Linked DNA regions of Homo sapiens: region 2 is linked to region 1. Evidence: chromatin contacts called from ENCODE Hi-C or POLR2A ChIA-PET data. All regions are on one chromosome and are shown on one strand. Each heading gives the region's core, a stretch centred on a gene start or an enhancer-like site at or near the end of the contact. The rest is flanking DNA. Distances are from core to core; before and after follow the strand shown.

What was found. Hi-C counts contacts between places; a loop is a spot of excess contacts on that map. ChIA-PET counts read pairs that join two places held with the same protein, here RNA polymerase II (POLR2A). Pooled maps may share reads with other maps.
Region 2: a pooled map shows a loop between it and region 1 (3-fold over the local background). The contact joins two enhancer-like sites. A Hi-C loop is called at or near these places in 1 of 50 pooled maps. POLR2A ChIA-PET finds 5 or more read pairs at or near these places in 3 of 52 experiments (PC-9, activated T-cell and naive thymus-derived CD4-positive, alpha-beta T cell).

The regions. Positions count from the first base shown.
Region 1 is chr22:39,931,127-39,936,268 of GRCh38, forward strand. The region is part of intron 1 of GRAP2 (GRB2 related adaptor protein 2); the gene reads left to right. Among named protein-coding and RNA genes, the nearest start is that of TMA7B, 27 kb to the right of the region's middle. RefSeq lists an enhancer at 1,786-2,450. Within about 2 kb of position 2,856, at least 4 of the 41 ENCODE cell types and tissues checked have a DNase peak (open chromatin) inside an H3K27ac peak, as active enhancers do.
Region 2 is chr22:40,154,866-40,160,267 of GRCh38, forward strand. It overlaps a transcript of TNRC6B not described here. Among named protein-coding and RNA genes, the nearest start is that of TNRC6B, 20 kb to the right of the region's middle. Within about 2 kb of position 1,251, at least 8 of the 41 ENCODE cell types and tissues checked have a DNase peak (open chromatin) inside an H3K27ac peak, as active enhancers do.

The DNA.
Region 1 (5,142 bases), core at 1,606-4,105:
GCTTGACACAGAGTGGGGCACAGGAAATGTTTGTTGAACGAATACACAAAGCATATGGATACTCCTGAGAGAGAGAAGGTGGGCAAGACAGCCTTGTGAAGTTAAGCAGCAGAAAATCTGAAAACGAACCTGGATAGAAATCACCAATTCCTGGAAGTACAGAGAGAGGAAGGAGAGAGAAGAATCTGTGCAAGGAGTCAGTAATGGAGGACTTGAAATGAAAGGCTATTAAAGAGAGAAGATCATTCAAACAACAGAACCACATTTGGTACTGTTGGTGGTTTTGTAACTTCCTCTGAAATGGTTCCAGGAAGAGACAAGGTTCTAGGATGGTGCAAATCATATAAAGAAAGGATGGGGTATTATAAGCCAATTCAAGGATTATTTGTCATCAGGACTAGATACATGGGTGGTACAAGTAAATGTCAACCTGATGACTACACGATGGGACTAGTAATAATTTACTGGGGCTGGTGCCCAGGAAATTTTTTGCTGTGGTGCAGATGCCAAGCATGGAAAAATTTGACGAGTTATAGGCATGAGAAAGTAGATGGCGAATTTGAGAGTAACAATGTAAAATGCCAGAGTAATCACAAGAGAAATGTCTGAATATGTAAGAGAGTTTAGAAGATTTCTGCTTTACCACAAATACGGACTTCAAGAAAAATTCCCTTATAAGAACAGAAATTCCAATATATAAAACTTATTTATCAAAACACACAGTATTCCATAATATATAATGGTAAAAGCATGCCTTTTGACCCACACAATATTAAAAGCAGCAAATAACACAAGAAAGGTAGAGAAAACAGAAGGTACAACATTTTGTGGCTCACAGGATATATGAGTGAGATTATATACTTCTATTCCAAACCACAACCTTCACTAGAACATCTAAAGGCTTCATTCTAGAACCTTCATACTGCTTATCCCAAAGGCTAGCCCACTCCCCGGTTTTCATGTAAGAAATCTTGTGGGACAGGCGTTGCATGAGGTGAGGGGCAGCAGGGAAATTCGAGATGAAAGGGTGAAAAGATCAAACGAGTCCTTGCTATTCTTCTTAACAATGCTTCAGTCCACCACTTTGAGATTTCTGTGGAGAAAGTAAAGATTTGGGATATACATATACTAAAACAACTATTGGTTGCTTATCTGAAAATTAACTTTAGCTGGGCATTCTGTATTTTATCTGACAACCCTACTTGGTGAGGTGTACATTTTCTTATTCATACTTCCTGCGAGCCACAACATGTCTTAATAGTTGTTAGCTATTAAGGACTATGCATAAAAGTGACAATAGCTGGCTGGGCACAGTGGCTCATGCCTTTAATCCCAGCACTTTGGGAGGCTGAGGCAGGAGGATCACTTGAGGCCAGGAGTTCAAGATCAGCCTGAGCAACATAGGGAGACCCCTGTCTCTACAAAAAAAAAAAAAAAAAAAAAAAGCTGGATGTGGTGGCATGCACCTGTAGTCCCAGCTATTTGGGAGGCTGAGACAGGAGAATCACTTGAACCTGGGAGTTGGAGGCTGCAGTGAGCCCTGATTGCCTCACTGCACTCCAGCCTGGGCCACAGAATGATACCTGTCTCAAAAAAAAAAAAAAAAAGTAGCAATAGCTAACAACTATTGAATTATTGAGTGCCTACTATGTGCCAGACACCATACTAAGTGGATTAGATGGATATTCCACATATTCTTCCCAAGAACATTATGAGGCAGGCACTATTATCATCCCTGTTTTTAAAATGAGGAAACTGAGGCTCAGAGATGTTAAATAACTTGCTAAGGGTCACTCAGAAAACTAGTAGTAGAGAAGGGTTTGAATGCTGGCAGCCTGACTCCAAGGCTCATGTGCTTGCCTACCTTACCCAGATGGCGGCAGCACTGAGCAAGGGGTAGATAACTTCAAGTCCCCTGGAAGAATAAGAGAAAGTGAGACCATGGGGTATGAGGGGGGCAGGCCCTGAGTAAAGCTTTAAAGGAGCAGTTGAAATTAGACCCGGTGCCTTTGTTTAAGTAAGAAGAATGTGCTAGTTCTAAACAGATGCAGCCCCATACTGGGACTCACAGCTTGATGAGAAGCGCACTGGATGCATTTCAGCCCTTACTGCAACCTCAGCCTGAGGCCTTTATGCAGTGAGCAACCTGCACAACCATACATAGCAATGTGAGTTTGATGGGAGAAGGAAGACCAGTGCAGAGACAAGGATGTCGATGGAGTGCTTAGAGAACAAAGGGAAGCTATTTACTAAAGCATGTTTGCATGGTGCAGGTGATTTTCTAAAGTTAATTTTGACAGACAGGATGGGGAAAGATTGTTGAAGGCCTGAAATGACAAGAGAGACTTGAGTGGATCTGGGAGGTCATGTGACAAACATGACATTAACAAATTCTAAATGGAAAAAATGACCCTCAGAAAGTTGTGTGTCAAGGCCGGGTATGGTGGCTCACGTCTGTAATTCCAGCACTTTCGGAGGCCAAGGCAGGTGGATCATTAGAGGTCAGGAATTCAAGATGAGCCTGGCCAACATGGTGAAACTCCATCTCTAGTAAAAATACAAAAATTAGCCAGGCGTGGTGGCGGGCACCTGTAATCCCAGCTCCTCAGGAGGCTGAGGCAGGAGAATCTCTTGAGCCTGGGAGGCGAATGTTTCAGTGAGCCAAGATTGCGCCACTGCACTCCAACCTGAGCAACAGAGCGAGACCCTGTCTCGAAAAAAAAAAAAAGAAAAGAAAGAAAGTTGTGTGTCAAAAGCTTCAACACACAGGGGCCTTTGCTCTGTCAAGCAAGGAGAATAGGGTGGAGGAGGAACAGGAACACAGTAGCTAAGGTGACAGCTGCCTCACAAAAGGAAAGTCTATGGCTTGCAAAAGAGGTCGAGGAAAGCGGAAAAGCAATTGCCGAAGAGGGACAGTAAGTGAAAAGATGAGTTTCTTCCACTTGGCATCTCCCCAAATATGGCCCTGAAGGAAGAGTTGACCCTGTTACGGTTTCTTTCTTTTTCCTGTGGGGTTATTAGAGTGACATATAAGAAAAGGGCCACAGGCACGGCACAGCTTGATTTCAGCCAGGCTTTGCATGACACCCTACAGAGCAGAATGAGGACAGATAGGCTGAAGGATAACTACTTAACTGGGTAGGTTTCAAGTTGATACTCAGAGTGTTGATTAAAGGGTGGTCAATGACAACCTGGAGGAGGTCTTTAGGTAAAGAAACTGAGTTCAAAGATAACCAACTTGCATGAATGAAGGAGCCAGGATTTGAACCCAGCCCTACCTGATTCAAAAGTCCATTTTCCATTTATTATAAAACAAAAACCAAAAAGGCATGAAGTTCACTTATGAAAGAAGAGTTGAAAGATATAACCAGAGGGTTAGGAGTACAAATCCATGCCCGAATGAATTGTGATAGGCTGAGAAATTGGCCAAAGGGGGAGAACAAAAACACAGTGAAAGTCAGAAAGGTTAAATGTGAAGCCCTGCATTTTGGTTTCAAGAAACCCGTTGCAGAGGTGGAGAGGTCCAGCTTGACCATCTTCATGTTGGGAAGCACCCGGGCTTTTGTTGTAGTTATTGTTGCTTAATTCCCAAACAGCAGCGGGGTGTGGGGGCACACGATTGTAGCCCCAGCTACTCGGGAAGCTGAGGCAGGAGGATGCCTAAAGCCCCGGAGGTCAAGGCTACAGTGACCCATGATCACGCCACTGCACTCCAGCCTGGGCAACAGAACAAGACCCTATCTAAAAAAAAACAAAAGAAAACAAAAAACCAGCCAACAGTGTAACACAATTACAAAATCTTCATGTACAAATGAAGTGATTAAATCATCCTATTCTACTCAGCCCAGCTCAGACCATATCTTGAATACTGGGTTCAAGTCTAGATAATGTATTTTGTATTTTGAGAAAAATATTGAATAACTGACAGGAGACCTGAGGAAAATGACCAGGAGATCAAGAGTTGGAACCTTGTCACATGAAGGGTGGTCAAGGACTCTGGGGTTATTTCAGCTTAGAAATGGGAATTTGGGATTTGTGATTCTCATTTTCTGTTTCTTTTGTTCGTTCATTCTTTCTTTCATTCTTTCTTTTTCTTTCTTGTTGTGGTTCTTAGCACAGAATTCAGATGAAAGAGCTTTTGATTCAACGTAAACAATTCACCAAGCTGTCAGCTCACTCCAATCCCAGCCGTCCCCGATGCCCATTGTCTATCATCTCAATGAATTAGGGAAAAAGACTGACTTTCTGGGCCACTTCCAACTTTGAGAATCTAGGATAGGGGCACTATTTAATCAAAACTGGCAAGTAAAAAGAAAGAGAACTATTTTAAACAAGACAAATACAAGAGGTGTTGAACCAAACTCAAATTAGAAAGAACAAAATTTCCCAAAAATAAGAATATTATAATTCATTTGATGAAAGGAATTTGCCATATTATCCCTTTTACTGGCATTTTTTTAGTACCTTTACTTGTAAAAATGTCAGGCCCTCCCACTTTTCTGGGATAGACTTATCGAATGAAGCAAGGGGAGCTTCTCTATGGATAGATGATCACTTTTGCAAGCTTTGAGATCAGTGAGCTGAAAAAATGACCAGCATTCCAACAACAAATGAGGGCTTGGGAGCGTAAGTAAAAGTGACAGCAAGATTAAAGTAATTGTGGTCATGCCGTCCTCTGCTGACACTTTTGTGTTTTGCCCAGATGAGAATTAAGGTAGCCCAGGGCACAGGCAGTGAGGAAAAGGAGAGGGGCGCTGAGCGTATTTGCAGCATTTGTGAACCATGTCACAGCCCTGGCGAAAACAGAGCAAGAAGATGGAGGCTTTCAAATCCATGATAAATAAGCCATGCTTTCAGAGCCCAAATCAGTAAAAACAAACATTAAGTGAACAGAAGGGAAGAGGGAAAAAAAGAGAACATGAGGCCACCATAAAATCCTGGTGATATATTCCAGGGGAAATCATGATGTGAATAGAAAATGAGAAGTAAAAGAAAATGAAGCCTGGAGATTTGTAAAATGTCTGTCTGTCTGTCTGTCTCTCTCGACTGTCATTCCCATCTACCCCTGCCACCCCCACCCCGCCCTCCACCCTTCTGATGGGGTTCATTAGATGATTTCTGATTCAGGGGTGGGGGGCGGTA
Region 2 (5,402 bases), core at 1-2,500, 220 kb after region 1:
TATATATATATATATATATATATATATATACATATATATATATATTCTGCTTCAATTTGCTCTAAAATATATATATATTTGGACTTGATATTTATAGAATCATACTACATATGCATTCTTTTGTGACTTGCTTCCTTCACTTGATTACCTTTTTGTAACTCACCCAGATTGAGGTGTGTAGCTGTAGTTCATTCATTTTCATGCAATATAGTATTCTATTTTCTGAAAACACCATAGCCTATTTATCTGTTTTACTGTTGACAGATGTTTATTCTTCTATTTTTTTCTGTTAAAAATAATTCCACTATAAATACTTTTGTATATGTGCAAAAGCTTCTCTAGGTATATACCTATAAGTAAGTGCAGTTACTAATGTGTACAGTAAATGCATCTTCAAATGTAATAGATAATGCAAACTTTTTGTTGTTGTTGTTGTTGGGGGAGACGGAGTCTTGCTCTGTCGCCCAGGCTGGAGTACAGTGGCGTGATCTCGGCTCACTGCCACCTCTGCCTCCCAGGTTCAAGCAATTCTTCTGTCTCAGCCTCCTGAGTAGCTGGGACTAAAGGCGCACACCACCACATCCAGCTAATTTTTGTATTTTTAGTAGAGACGGAGTTTCACCATGTTGGCCAGGATGGTCTTGATCTCCTGACCTCATGATCTGCCCGCTTTGGCCTCCCAAAGTGCTGGGATTACAGGCGTGAGCCACCCTGCCTGGCTGACAAAACTGCTTTTCAAAGTAGCTATACCAGTTTTCCCTCCCACTAGGAGTGGATAAGAGTTGCTATTGCTGCATACCCTTGTCAACACTTGGTATTACCTGACTTTAATTTTAGCCAACCTAGTAGTTGTGAAATGGTTTTAATTTGCATTTTCTTGACTGACATAAGATTGAACATCTTTTCATATGTTTAGAAACTGTTTATGTGTTCTCTTCAGTGAAATTCCTGCTTGGTTATTTGCAGATTTTTCTAGTAGGTTGTCTTTGTCTCATTGATTCATCACCGTTCTTTTATATTCTAGATGCTAATCCTTTGTCAGAGTTATGTGTTTTGCCGATCAACATGTTTCCTTTTTTCTGCAGATCTAATCACTCAAGGAGAAGTTTGAAAACCATTGGCCCAGGCTTCTGTTCTGTGCACCACAGTGAAACGGCCCTGTGGTTCTGCACAGGGCAGGTGTGGGTTCTTGGAGTGAGTCGCATTGTAGTTACTGACTGCTGCTGACCTGTGGTGCTTGCCTTTGCAGGTGGAACAGGAGGATTTTGTAATGGAAGGGCATGGCAAGACTCCACCTCCTGGTGAAGAAAGCAAACAGTGAGTCACAGTTTATTTAAAAAGAGTCCTATTACAGATCCTCGGAAACACTTTGGTTCAACATGCTGATAAGCGTGTTTGTCAGAGATGTATACGTTGGAGACATTGGGGAACTCACCAGTTGCTTTGGTGGCTGTTAATGCATTGCTTCTATTTATAGACCAACTAACTAGAAGGACAAGAAAGTTAGCGTTACAGTTTTTCACACTCGCCTAATCAAAATTTATGTTATGTTGTAGCAAAGGCTTTAAGGCTCAGTATGTTCCAAATTGAACTAATTCTGTTTGGTTGATTTCCAAAGAAAGTATAAAATGGTACATCCTTTTCTCAGTATTGTCTTTCTGAAGTGAACTAAACTAATAGACCATTTCCCTGCAATCTAAGTGTGAATTTATTTGAATGGTACTTTCTGAAATTCTATTCCATTTGGTTATTTACACTGCTGATCTTTGTTTAAATAACAAATTGTTTCTCTAAAGGAACAGGAATTATAAATAATATAACTTAGCCAACATTCCAAATAATTCAGGATCTCTCCCCTAACTCCTTAAGGGGTAATTGGTTTGTTGTTGGTTTTTTTTTTTTTTTTTTCTTGAGACGGAGTATCACTCTTGTCACCCAGGCTGGAGTGCAGTGGTGCAATCTGGGCTCACTGCAACTTCCGCCTCCTGGGTTCAAGCAATTCTCCTTCCTCAGCCTCCTAAATAGGACTAGGTGTGGTGGCGGGGACTACAGTTGCCCGCCACCACACCTAGCTAATTTTTCTATTTTTAGTAGAGATGGGGTTTCACCATGTTAGTCAGGCTGCTCTTGAACTCCTGACCTCAGGTGGTCTGCCTGCCTCGGCCTCCCAAAGTGCTGGGATTGCAGGTGTGAGGCATCGTGCCCAGCCAGGGGTGATTGGTTTTAAACCTGAAGTTGGGAGTCTGTTGGGTAGCTTTTTGATAGCAGTGAGTGAATTTTTTTCCTCTCTCCGTCATAGAATGTGAAAAATTGTGTTGCAGAGCAGACTGGTTTTTCATATGCCCTTTTAAAGGAAAAACAGTTAAGACTGCTTAAAGTACTGACATAACTACTATTTTTTATTCAGACATTAGTCTCCTAAATTGAATGGGCCAGTGATTATGGAATTTACCAAAAATCTATACAGAGAAACTTCTCTCATTCATATTTTTTTTCCTAGAAAATAGTTTAATTTTGGTCTGTCTTAAGAAAATTATGTCTTTAAAACCCTTAGGAATAAATTATGCAGAATGGACTATGCTGCCACGAGGCCAGATTCATTAAAGGAAAATGGCTCGTCTTGTATTTGTTGTGAATGGAAACCAGGATATTTTCACAGCTGGTTTAATTTGCTAACCAGGCAATTTTAAAAATAGCTCACAATATAAATCCTAGCTTTGCTGTATTCTATCAAATGCACTTACATTTTGCATGGGCTGATGGAATCAATTCATCTTTAGCAAATTAGAATGCCAGACATCTAGTCCCAGTAGAATGACAAGAGAAACACTTCAGGTGCTTTTCTCCGTGTCCACTGCACAGCCCTCCACCCCCACACTCTGGTCAAAGGTCTGTCATATAAAAATTATAACTCCATTTGTCGAGGGTTTTCTGTGCACAAGGTACTTTGCTTAAATATGTTTTACTCTGTCATTTCCACTCATTACACCATTTCATCTCCATTTCACTCAGAGATCAGGGTAGGTAACTTGCCCATGGTAATGCAGCTTGAAATGCAATTTAGATTTGAACCCAGATCTTACCGACTCTCTCACACCCTTTGCCATCCTTGGAAGCTATGCTCTTGAAAAATACTGTTGTTAGTAAAACTGCAGTTGTCAAAATCAAAGTCTCATGAATAAGAGGGAGTAGGCCAGGCGTGGTGTGGCTCACTGTAATCCCAGCACTTTGGGAGGCCAAGGCGAGTGGATCACTTGAGGTTGGGAGTTCAAGACCAGCCTGACCAACGTGGTGAAACCCTGTCTCTAGTAAAAAAATACAAAATTAGCCAGGCGTGGTGGCACACGCCTGTAATCCCAGCTACTTAGGAGGCTGAGGCAGGAGAATTGCTTGAACCCAGGAGGCAGAGGTTGCAGTGAGCTGAGATCACACCATTGCACTCCAGCCTGGGCAACAAGAGCGAAACTCCATCTTCAATAAATAAATAAATAAATAAATAAATAAATAAATAAATAAATAAATAAAGAGGGAGTTGAGGGAGACAATGAAAATGGCATAAGCCTATTTTTAAAAAAACAGGTGGAAGTTCTGTACTATAAAGGATATCCATTTCTCAAACAAACCAGTCTTTATCTTTAAAAACCTCTCTAGTAACCCTTATCCTGAATCAGCTTATTTAGGTATTCAGGAAATGTTGCTGGGCAGATTCTCCTACAAGTTTTATGTTATACAAACTGTACTTCTTTGAGAGTTTCAAACAGCCCCAGCAAGTTGGAATGCCATGTGTCGTATCCTTACCATTCTCCCTTGTTTTGTTTTCACAAGTCTCATACTGCCTGGCCTTTTCACAGATGAATTCTGTTCTATTTCTGTTTTCTTCTGGGCCTGGTCAGCTATTACATACTGAAGTGATAAAGCAGAAATCAGTCGTCTCACAAGGTGCTGTGAGCAAAGGTGCTGTGTTCTTTTGTTTGAGGCAACAACAATAAAAATATTTACAAAACAAATTTTTTTTAAATCTCAGAACTGCAGTTGGCAAATGATTATTACTATACTTTGTAAATATGATTCAGTCTGGATAGGGAATCTAGGAACTGAGTAATTTTTTTGCGTGTGTGACAGAGTCTCGCTCTGTCGCCCAGGCTGGAGTGCAGTGGCACAGTCTCGGCTCACTGCAAGCTCCGCCTCCCGGGTTCACGCCATTCTCCTGCCTCAGCCTCCCGAGTAGCTGGGACTACAGGCGCCCACCATCACACCCGGCTGATTTTTCTGTATTTTTAGTAGAGATGGGGTTTCACCGTGTTAGCCAGGATGGTCTCGATCTCCTGACCTTGTGATCTGCCCGCCTCGGCCTCCCAAAGTGCTGGGATTACAGGCGTGAGCCACCGCACCTGGCCGGAACTGAGTAATTTTTTAATAAAAGTAATGTAATATAAGCTTGTCAGAAAACATTCAAACAGCAATTGTGACTGTAGAAATAAAGGTGAGACCTGGCCAGGCGCGGTGGCTCACGCCTGTAATCCCAGCACTTTGGGAGGCTGAGGCGGGCAGATCACGAGGTCAGGAGATCGAGACCATCCTGGTTAACATGGTGAAACCCCGCCTCTAGTAAAAATACAAAAAATTAGCCATGCATGGTGGCGGGCGCCTGTAGTCCCAGCAACTCGGGAGGCTGAGGCAGGAGAATGGCGTGAACCCAGAAGGCGGAGCTTGCAGTGAGCCAAGATTGTGCCACTGCACTGCAGCCTGGGTGACAGAGCAAGACTCCATCTTAAAACATTAAAAAAAAAATTTAAAAATTTAAAAAAAAAGAAAGGTGAAACCCTTCCCTTCCTAATCTTCCTAAACATTTTCTGTACATTTTTAAACAACAATTAAATTGATTTTTCTCCCAATATCATTCTTCTAAGACTTAACTTTTGTAATTTGAGATATTTTCAGTCTATTTCTTTTTCTTTTTTTTTGAGACAAGGTCTCACTCTGTCACCTAGGCTAGGGTGCAATGGTACGATCATAGCTCACTGTAATCTTGAATTCCTGGGCTCATGGGATCTTTTTGCCTCAGCTTCCTGAGTGCCTGGGACTACAGGTACATACCACCGTACCCAGCTAATTAAAAAAAATTTTTTTTGTAGAAATGAGGTCTCACGTTGTTGCCCAGGCTGGTCTCCAGCTCCTGGGCCCAAGCAGTCCTCCTGCCTCAGCCTTCCAAAGTGTTGGGATTACAGGCATGAACCTCCTTGAGCGGCCTATTTCATTCTTTTAAACGTCTGTCAAACATTCTGTTGAATGGATATACTACAGTCATTCTTCTCTAAGAGATATTTTGGGCCAGGCGCGGTGACTCACGCCTGTAATCCCAGCACTTTGGGAGGCTGAGGCAGGCGGATCACCTGAGGTCG